Linked DNA regions of Homo sapiens: region 1 is linked to region 2. A link is a loop called in an ENCODE intact Hi-C map of the cell type or tissue named here. Cell type or tissue: Calu3. All regions are shown on one strand. Links, peaks and the distances in the headings refer to the core of each region. The heading gives the core; the rest is flanking DNA. Region 1 overlaps PLCH1 (phospholipase C eta 1). Region 2 overlaps PLCH1 (phospholipase C eta 1).

The links. Peaks named below come from ENCODE experiments on the same cell type or tissue, not always from the same donor. Only the 100,000 strongest peaks of a DNase experiment are listed, where the experiment ranks them.
Region 1: it touches region 2 in a loop (4-fold over the local background); 1 of 110 quality-filtered maps calls a loop at or near these places.

What each region holds. Positions count from the first base shown.
Region 1 is chr3:155,735,764-155,741,146 of GRCh38, reverse strand. All of the region lies in intron 1 of PLCH1 (phospholipase C eta 1), which reads left to right. Among named protein-coding and RNA genes, the nearest start is that of PLCH1, 6.6 kb to the left of the region's middle. In Calu3, for the core only: no CTCF peak of the experiment used is centred there; DNase peaks (open chromatin) are centred at 1,761, 3,096, 4,046, 4,564 and 1 weaker place.
Region 2 is chr3:155,661,818-155,667,200 of GRCh38, reverse strand. The region is part of intron 2 of PLCH1 (phospholipase C eta 1); the gene reads left to right. Among named protein-coding and RNA genes, the nearest start is that of PLCH1, 81 kb to the left of the region's middle. In Calu3, for the core only: no CTCF peak of the experiment used is centred there; DNase peaks (open chromatin) are centred at 1,660 and 2,110.

The DNA of each region.
Region 1 (5,383 bases), core at 204-5,203, 74 kb before region 2:
GTAGGGTGTGCCAAATTAGAAGTGCATTTTAAGAAGCCTGTGAAGAAGTTTACACAGCTTTATTTTATTATCATCAAGATCTCTGTCTTCTGTGCTTCGTAGTGGAAGAGGGCAGGATAGATGCAGAAGGGACAACCAAGATAACGTGGATAGCTAAGTTTAAAATGTTCTTACCAGCTATGTATTTTGGTGGCACTAACCTAAGTGCCTATGCCTTATTATAGTCATTAAATTACAGAGCAGAAAAAGATAAATCTACCATATGTATCGTATAAATCTGGAAGCCAGGGCCCAAAGTTGCTAAATGATTTTCTTAAAAGTCACACAGCTAATAAATGGCAGAATGGGGATGACAACGCAGAGTTACTGATTTCTAATGATCTTGTTGTTTTCAGGAAATCTAGGGAGGGCAGACAGATATTGAATCCTTGCTTTATTTTTTAAATACGATTTTTAATTTTAGACATGAGGTCTCACTATGTTGCTCAGGGTAGTTTTGAACTCCTGGGCTCAAGTGATCCTCCCTCCTCGGCCTCTCAAGGTGCTGGGATTACAGTTATGAACCACTGCTCCTGGCCTCGAATCCTTGCCCTAGATTTGCTATTTCCAACTATATGAAACTGCTATAGTTGTAAATATAAGGTGGTCAAACATCAGCAATGTCATATGATTTAACCTAATATTGTTGGGTAGAATTAACAGTGGTTACCTTCTTCTTCTTCTTTTTTTTTTTTTTTTTTGAGACAGAGTCTCTCTCTATCACCCAGGCTAGAGTGCAGTAGATCTTGGCTCACTGCAACCTCTACCTCCTGGGTTCAAGTGATTCTCCTGCCTCAGCCTCCTGAGTAACTGGGATTACAGGCGCCCGCCATCATGCCCGGCTAATTTTTGTATTTTTAGTAGAGATGGGGTTTTGCCATGTTGGCCAGACTGGTCTCGAACTCCTGACCTCAGATGATCCGCCTGCCTTGGCCTCCCAAAGTGCTGGGATTACAGGCCTGAGTCATCGCACCTAGCCAACAGTGGTTACCTTCTGACAATATCTTTTTATAAGCATGTGTGTATCATGAGAACACATATGGTACACACGCTATGTCTAAGTACAAAAAAGCTGTTTTTCATTTGGTATCTATTTTGGTCTGAGGAATTTTGGCATGATTGGGATTTACCATAAGGGGGGATAGTTTTTCTGGTTATTTATTGTTCTGTAAATATTTTAAAGGATTCTGGAAGAAAAGGAGGAAGTGAACATTAATGTATTCCTAACGTGATGGCACTTATTTTATGTCTTTTTATAATACACAATAATCAAGAGAGGCAGGAATTCTTATCCTATGTTACTGATGAGGTTCAGAGAGGTTAGTTTCTTGCCTAAGATGTAACATGGGACAGACGAACGTGGAACAGACTTGGAATTTGAACCCACGTCTGTCTGCCTCCATGTTCTGTTACATCCTATTACTACTCAGGAATGCAGTGGTAATAGGCGGGAAATTTGTGACAAACGCTGGGTTACTTTTATTTTCAAATTCACCATTTATGCAAAGTATAGACAGGTAGAGAGTTTCTGATAAGCTGTCTGGAGAGTAAAGAAACTGCATTCCCTACATGGAGTTTAGGAGGTTGTAAATTCAGGTCTGGTTCCAGAAAACATTCACGACTTTGTTTATAAACGATGTGGGCTATGTTTTTGGAAGTGGTGTTTAGGTTATGTGCTGTAGAGATTTTTCCACATCGACTTGCTCACTTACCACTTCTGGATTGTTGCCATCTTGTGGTGGGTCTAAGAGGATTCCTCATGATTTTAATGTGTGCTTTCTGACATCCTAAGATTTAGATGTTGGTTTTATCTAAATGTTGCCCGATTATTTTTCTTGAGGTAGTATTGATAGATTTACTGCTAGAATGGACCGGGTAGTGTTTTGCAATGTTTTTCAAACTGGAGATGAGAATTGCCTTGGACAGTTGCTGAAAATGTCTTAAGTTATTCCAGAAGCTGGAGTTTTGGTGCTCCTAAAACTGCTGTGGTACTGGGAAGTTGCAACTGGCTTGTACTGAGCTGGTTTTAGATTTGCAGTATTTTTGAGCTGGTTTCAGCATAAAGAAACTGGGCTCAGGAATGTCATCGTTCACACAGCCAATTGGTGGCTGAGTTGCGATGGATACCTAAGACACCTAAGTCTAGCATGCTTTTATTTTTGTATATTTTTTTGAGACAGGGTCTCCCTCTGTCACTGGCACGATCTTGGTTCACTGCAGCCTCCACCTCCAGGGCTCAAGAGGTCCTTGCCCCTCAGCCTCCTGAGTAGCTGGGACTACGGGCGTGTGCCACCATGTTATGCTATTTTTTTTTTTTTTTGGAGGTGGAGTCTCGCTCTGTTGTCCAGGCTGGAGTGCAGTGGGGGGATCTCGGCTCACTGCAACCTCCGCCTCCCGGTTTCAAGCGATTCTCCTGCCTCAACCTCCCTAGTAGCTGGCATTATAGGCACCCGCCAGCACGCCCAACTAATTTTTTTTTTGTATTTTTAGTAGAGACAGGGTTTCACCGTGTTAGCCAGGCTGGTCTTGATCTCCTGACCTCGTGACCCGCCTGCCTCGGCCTCCCGCAGTGCTGGAATTACAGGCGTGAGCCACTGCGCCCCGCCCCGCTAATTTTTAAAAGAAATTTTGTAGAGACAGGGTCTCACTATATTTCCAGGCTGGTCTCGAACTCCTGTGCTCAAGCAATCCTCCGACCTCTACCTCCCAAAGTGTTGAGATTACAGGCACGAGCCACTACTCCCGGCAGTCCAGCATTCTTAATAGCGCACCACACCTTAAAAAGCACACCCTTCTTCTGGGTCTTCTTTCTTCCCTAGTACCTGACTCCAGGCTAGAAGAAAATGCTAAGGGTTTCAAAAAAAGTGGGTGCTGGACTCTGTCTTGGAATTCAGCCTCTGCCTCAGACACCACACAGGTCCCTGGAGGGCTCTCTGGGTTTTGCTCTTTAGTTGTTTTCTGTAGCTTATTCTCCAAGCAGCCTCTTCTCTCTGTGGCTGGTTCTTTTGCACTGAGCAAGAGACTTACAAACTTGTCTAGCCTTACCCGGTCAATTGCCACTGGATGTCAGCGGGATCTAGTTTAGTGCCAGCGTCAGTGAGTTACTGATTAACTGATCCAAGGCACTCAAGGTTTCTCTTTCATCTGTCTTCACTTCCTTGTTGCTAGTCCACAAGAACCAAACATTTGAATTCAGCTTCCCACTTCCCTCTTCTCTCCCTCTTCAATTAAGTTGAAGAGGCTTCTGGACCTTAGATCTGCATGGAGTGCTAATAAAACTTCTGCAGAATTATTTCTGCTGGGAACTTGGAAGATCTACACAGGTTTTTCAGGTCAGAATCCTGGACCAGAAATTCAGTGAGTTGATTTGCTATAAAATCATATGCAATGTAGTTCTCCAGACATCCTATTTCTTTTTGCCAAATAGCTCTTTCTTATCTTTGAGTGATATAGGAGGTATTGAAAATTTATTTTTTAAAGAAGAGATTGCTTCATAGAACAGTAATGTGTTAATATAAGGAGTTAGGGTTATGTGAAGACCCTCTGATTTTTTAATTTATATTTGAGGGGGAACCACCTTTTCTTTTACACATACATAATATCTCTAGGAGGGCAGGGCATGGTGGCTCACGCTTGTAATCCCTGCACTTTGGGAGGCCGAGGTGGGAGGATTGTTTGAACCCAGGAGGTTGATGTTGCAGTGAGCTGTGATCCTGCCACTGCACTCCAGCCTGGGTGATAGATTGAGACCCTGTCTCAACAAAGAAAAAAGAAAAAAATCTTCAGAAGGATACACAAGAATTAAGAAGTTGATTACTAAGGGACAGAAGTCAGAGGTAAACAATTCACCATATACTCTTTTTTTTTTTTTTTTTTGAGACGGAGGCTTGCTCTGTCACCCAGGCTGGAGTGCAGTGGCGTGATCTCGGCTCACTGCAACCTCCGCTTTCCGGATTCATGCGATTCTCCTGCCTCAGCCTCGGGAGTAGCTGGGACTACAGACGTGCGCCACCACGCCCGGCTAATTTCTTTTGTATTTTAGTAGAGACGGGGTTTCACCGTGTTGCCCAGGCTGGTCTCGAACTCCTGAGCTCAGGCAATCCAGCCGCTTCGGCCTCCCAAAGTGCTGAGGTTACAGGCATGAGCCACTGTGCCCGGCCTGTATACTCTTTTATGCCTTTTGAATTTTGAAGCTTTCAACTTAATACATAAAATGAAAGAAAAAATAAAAACAAAGAAAGAAAAAGAGAATATATGGGTTTCAATAATAAATGAATAAATAAACGACTGTCTCTTAGCTCCTAACTGGTAGAAATAGGAGACTGGGAAGCAATTTTAAAGAAAAGAAAAGCAATTATCTGTCTTACTTTCTTCATAAGCCTCATTGCATTTTATAATTTTTAAAACTAGTGTTCTCTAAGGTCTTCTGGATTTCGATAACAGGGCGGGAGAGGTTTTGCAATTTTTAATAGTTTTCTTTCCTCTCATAAAGCATCACTATTGGCTGCAACCTGGCTCAGGGGACCGGTGGGAATCAGACTCGTCTGACTACTGAGCAGCTGAACCTGTCTTTTGCAGGCAGTGTGTTTATGGAGTGAAGGCTGGAAAGTTTCTTTTTCTTATTTTTTTGCCCATTGCTTTTGTTCCCCAAAGAGAAATCACTGTAGTGTGATTATTCCTGAATTTTCCTGAGCCTTGTCTGAATGTGAATGTCACAGGAATCTTTTCTTCTTAAATGGAAAAAGAGAAAAGGCTTGTACACAAATGTTCTACTCTAAACCACAACTTTTCTCCTTTTAAATAGGTTTTGGATTGAAAGTATTTTTCTATTTACTGGGTAAATCACTAAAATACAGTCTTGGAAGAGAGAGAACATAAACTGTTTACTAACTTCTTTTTCTTTTGTCAAAAGAGAGAAATGTGAAATCTGTTATTTAGTTTCCAAGTTTCAGTCAAAAGCAAAAACCTGAATCAGGACCAATTCCCAACATATTGTTGAAAAGTCCTCACTTCCGATCTGGTGAACTAAATTAAAGGTGTACGTTTTCTCATAGAATTCTTCTCATTAGTGTATTAATTTTATTCTTTGGGAAAGAATAACTGGATAGATCTTATATTTTCATGATTACACATTTTAGAAGCTTACAAGGGCGTTTAGGGAAAAATTACCTCCCACATCTCTGTTCCTCAGCCATTCAGTTTTTCCTCCCGTAGAAAAGTGTTATTAGTTTCTTGTGTGTTTTTTCAGACGTAACATATTTTGTGTATCATTATATATCAGCATATAAGAGCTTCCTTAAACTATTTATTTTCTTTAATTGACAAAAATTATATACATGTTTTG
Region 2 (5,383 bases), core at 160-5,159:
ACAAGCGAAAGTTCTAATAGTGGCTGAGCTTTTGGCTAATCCCTTGGTCAATTTCTCTGGCACACAATTTAAAAATATGGATTTTGGGCATTTTCATTTAAAAAATATGGATTCTGTGCACTTCAAAGAGTTGTGAGGATCAGATAAAATAATGTGGATAACAAGTCTTGTCCAGTGCTTGGTACATAGGCCTTTAATAAATGTTACCTTGGAATATATGTCCTAATAATACATGCCTGCTCATTTTAGTATCTGTCTTACACACACATGCACACACACACACACACACACACACACACACACACACCTCATCTGTGTCTCATCATTTCCTTTTTCTCAGGTTTGACAACCTATATTAGTTTTCTACTTATATTTTTTCTCTAAGCTTCCTTGTATATTTACCCTTTGCCCTAGCTAGTATATAACCAAAACCAAAGATAAGTCAAGCATATGATAAAGGTGTGAAAAACACCAAAGAAGCAATAACTTAAACAAATCCTTAGCTAATTTTAATGAGTACCTGGCTTGTTATTTAGAGCACATAAAAGCAGAAATAGATTATCTACTCAATTCTGACAATGCTAATTCACCCACCATCCTTGATACCCCTTGAGGAGAATTAACATGTGATTATTTGTGTTAACTTCTTTCACACTAAGTCTTTCAAATCCAAAAATGACTCTGCTTCTATTCACTTAGCCCAGTTGTATAAATTAAACACACTGTAACTTTAAAGATAATAAATATATGTTTAGGATCATCCATAGACCAGAGAGAATATTTTAAAATACAAAGAAGAGAACTAAAAACTTGAGTAACTGTGTTTTCAAAAATTAAAAGAATGAGATAGATATATATGTTTTTGCCTTACCAGATTGCCAAAGAATTAAAAGGAAAAAAAAGATGACATTCAATGTCACCAAAAGTGTGGGAAAATTGGCACTTTTATACACCACTAGTGGGAATCTGAATTAGTACCATCTCTCTGGAGGGCAATTTGACAGTAGAAAAACTCTTTGGCTCAGAAATTAGTCCTGTCAAATTGCTTGTACATTTGCACGAAGATAAATGTATAAGTAAGTTTATTGCAATAATTTTTGTAATAGCAAGAAAAAGGGAGCAACCTAAATATATACTAGTAGACAATTGATTTTAAAAAATGATAGCACATCTATACTGTGTGCACAAGGCTACTAATAGTATGTGAATATCTATGGTGATTGATATGAGAAGATGCTGATAGTTATAGTCAATTGAAAATATTATCTTACATTTCCATTTTTCTTCATGCCTAAACATATCTGCTAAAGAGAAAGGTAAAATGAGCTCAGAAGTTTATGCTCTGAAATATTAATACTGGTTATCTTTGAGTATGAGATTATTTGTGATTTATTTTCTTCTTCATACTTCTTTATACATTTGTAATTATCATATATTACATTTATAATTGGAAAAAATCAGATTTATTTAAAAATCAGGGTACATAAAGAAAATATTTTGCCGGCTCACAGCTCTGCTCTGGTGAGGCCGGGGCTGATCAGACTCTAGGGGTGGTCTCCCTGCCTCCAGCCTCTTCTTCCTTAGATTGAGTGTGCTAGAGGCAGATCTAATTGCTGTCTCTTGTTCTCTCCAAGTCCTTTTACCGCAGTGTTGGCACAGGTCTTTCCCAGTGCTTATCTTTGCCTCCTCTCCTTCCACTACCTTGCTAGTTTACTATTTAACCATGTAGAACAATTTCTTCTTTCTTGAAAGCACTCTTTGCTTTGCCTGAATGTCCCCTTCTGAAATATGATCTCTTCTGTCTCATTGGCCTGGTAAACTCATCCTTTGCATCTTGGCTATAGTTGAATGCAAACAACACTGGACCTGGGCACAGGCTCTATTAGCTAAAGTAATATGCAGATAAAGCTATCTCAGTGGCTTAATACACATTTCTTACTGCTTTCCCAGTCTAATACAAGTGTTCCTGCTTGAGTGGCTCTCTTCCAAGAGATGATTCAGCGGCCCAGGCTGCTTCTGTCTTGTGGTTCTGCTGTTGTCAACATGTTACCCAAAAGATTACCCTAGGAGTACCTCCTCTGGCCAAATGGAAGGAGAAAAGAAAGCAGAGGATCATGTTAGCCAGTTTTTATGAGGAAGTTTTAAAGGGCAATGCCCAAATTCCACTGGCCAGAACCTAATCACATGGCCACACCCAACTGCAAAGGAGTCTGGAAAATGCAGTCGGTCTGTGTGCACTGGAGGAAGAGGAAGTAAGTTTTGGTGAGCATTTAGTAATCTACGCCTGTAAGGTGGAAGCTCAAATCTTAGCTCCATCTCTACCTATATGATGACTTAAGGAAATTAATTTATTTGAGCCTTAGTTTTCTTATTTATAAAATGAAGATAATAAGACCTACCTATTTTAAAGGGTTGGTATGAGGGATTAAATTTTGAGCTAATATATATGAAATAGCTTCATAAATTATGAAATGTTATGCAAATGCAAGGGGAAGCTTTCATCAACATACAGCTCACTGTTTTGCAATTTAAAAAAATGTACCTGAATACCAAGAGTTGGCAAACTACGCCCTGTGGGCCAAATTCAGTCAGTTGCCTGATTTTGTATATAAAGCAGACTACAACCCAAACATAGCCATATTTAATAGTGTACATATTTTCTAACGCTGCTTTTGCTCTGCATGCAAAAGTGATTGCCACAGAGGCTGTATGGACCACACAGCCTAAAACATTTACTATCTGGCTTTATACAAAAAATGTTTGCCAGCATTTAGACTAGACTGTGAGTGTCTGAGATCTTATTCTTTTATTGTTTATTATAGAACCTGAGTTACAGCAGGTGCTCAGGGAGTCTTGACCGAAGGGTTGAAATCTCTTTTTAGAGCCCTATAGTTCAGACATTATGCAGCTGGAAGGTAATTTCAGTAGGAAAGATGCTTTTCCACTAGGGTGGATGAGCACCATAGGTTTCTTTACACTTGTGGAATAGCGAACTAGCCAAGATAATCAGGCACCCTGAGTTCAGTCCCAGCTGAATCCCCTCTACTATGCTGCCTTTGCCAGTTTCTTTTCTGAACATAAACACATGGTCCTTTCTTGTCTTTATAATTGGTACTGTCATCAGACTGTTTATGATGCATCACTATTCAACTCATCGGTTAGCAAATATTAACTGAATGATTATAGCAGGGAGTAAAAGGCAGAGTAAAAGACAGTTGGCTGAGGAATGCTTTGGTATCACAAGTGCACTGTCTCATTAATGTTTGCTTCTGCTTGTTGCATAGCCTGAATTTTGCTATAATAGTTTGAAGACATAATAGCCTAAACAATAGTGGTGCAAACTTGATAGTAATGCTTTTCCTCTAATGATTGGCAAATTAAGAGTTTATATCAGCCAATCAGTACAAATTCAGCATTTAGCATGTAGAGATATTAAGCTAAATGTTGGAGGGGAAGTTCATGGAGCTAATGTTTATTGACTGCTTAGTAGCTGTTATGCATCTTGCATTATACTGTGTGCAAAGGATAGCTGGGTAAATAAGCCATAGCCCCTGCGTGAGGCACACACAACTAAGTGGGAGAAGATACAAAAGGAATGGGTAAATGTTTCCTACTTTTGAGAGACAGGGAAGGTTTTGCTGGGAGATAATATTTTTATAGACATTAATATCTGGAGCAGAAGTCTCTACAGCTAGAATAATGTGGAGCTTGAATACTTTGACTGGCTTATGGAAAGTGGGAGAAAGGAGCAAAAGCGGAAAGAGAGCAAAAGGTTTCAGCAGTTAGTTAGTGATAGAATTAGGTCAGGATTTGCTTCTCCATGCATATTCTTAGTTACCCAAATCTAACCAAAGGCAGTTGTCTAAATTGATTAAATCACAGGTTACAAAAGAGATATACATAGATTTTTGTAGATTGCTCTTTTGTCTTTATATTTTAAATAGTAAGATTTTAAGAGGATGTAGAAAACACAAGATATGAACTTAGCCAGAAAACCTTTCTAGAATTTAACTATTGAAAATATCAGAGTGTGTTTCTCCTAGGAGATTTACATAACAGGGACAGTGTCTCATTCCACTTGGCATCCTTATAATCTGCACTAGTGTCCTACGATGGAGCTGGCACACCATGATTGTTTATTTATAAAACATTGGAGATTTTTCAATCAGAAGAAAAGATTTAATACTTTTTTAAATTATAGCCAAAAAAGAAGAAAGGTAAGAAATACATAAACCTGAACTGGGAGTGGTGGCTCCAGTCTGTAATCCCAGAATTTTGGGAGGCCAAGGTGGGCGGATTACCTGAGGTCAGGAGTTCAAGACCAGCCTGGCCAACATGGCGAAACCCCATCTCTACTAAAAATACAAAAAGTAGCCGGGCGTGGTGGTTGTCGCCTGTAATCCCAGCTACTTGGAGGCTGAGGGATGAGAATCACTTGAACCTGGGAGGTGGAGGTTGCAGTGAGCTGAGATTGCGCCACTGCACTCCAGTCAGGACGACAGAGTGAGACTCCATCTAAAAAAACAAAACAAAAAAAGAAATACATAAACCTGAAAGGCAATAATAATCTAAGAAAAATTTAGAGATCCCACTGGGGCTGGGGGTATTTGGTTGCAATGTGTCTCCATTCTCTTTGGCCTCTTATTTTAGTCTCTTATTTTAGGCTTAAGATTAAAAAAAAAAAACTTGTATATATACATATATAGGTTTTATTTTTATTTTTAATTTTTTTTTAGAGACGGTGTCACTCTGTCACCTAGGCTGGAGTGCAGTGGTGCGATTATAGCTCACTGCCACCTCTAACTCCTGGGCTCAAACTATTCTCCTACTTCAGCCACCCAAGTAGCTGGAACTACAGGTGTGCACCACTATGACTAGCTAATTTTTTAATTAAATATTTTTTTTGTGTGTGTGCAGACAGGGTCTCAGTCTGTTGCTAAGGCTGATCTTGAACTCTTGGCCTCAAAGGATTCTCCCACCTTGGCCTCCCAAAGTGTTGGATTATAGGCAAGAGCCACCGTGCCTAGCTCATATACAGTTTTCAGATCATGGCAATAGCTTCTCTAGTTCTAGTGAGTGTCCTCATCATGAGCTTGTTAAAGCAATACCTTCAAGGCCTTTCATTGAACTATGTGGGTGATGGGCCCCTAACCAGAATATGGAAGGTGACAGCCCTAACTCAGGTAGATTCTGCTGATTCATTAAGAGGTGTTTCTAGAGTGTTATCAGATACCATTACAACATTACCAAACACTGTGTTTATGTACTGTCTCTAGTTGAGTCAAATGCTTGAAGAAGTAGGAAGTGCCTATTTGCTTAAGATTAGCTCCTTAGCTTTAGAAAAGAAAACTAACTACCTGAGTGCTCTGAGCTTGCTTATGGA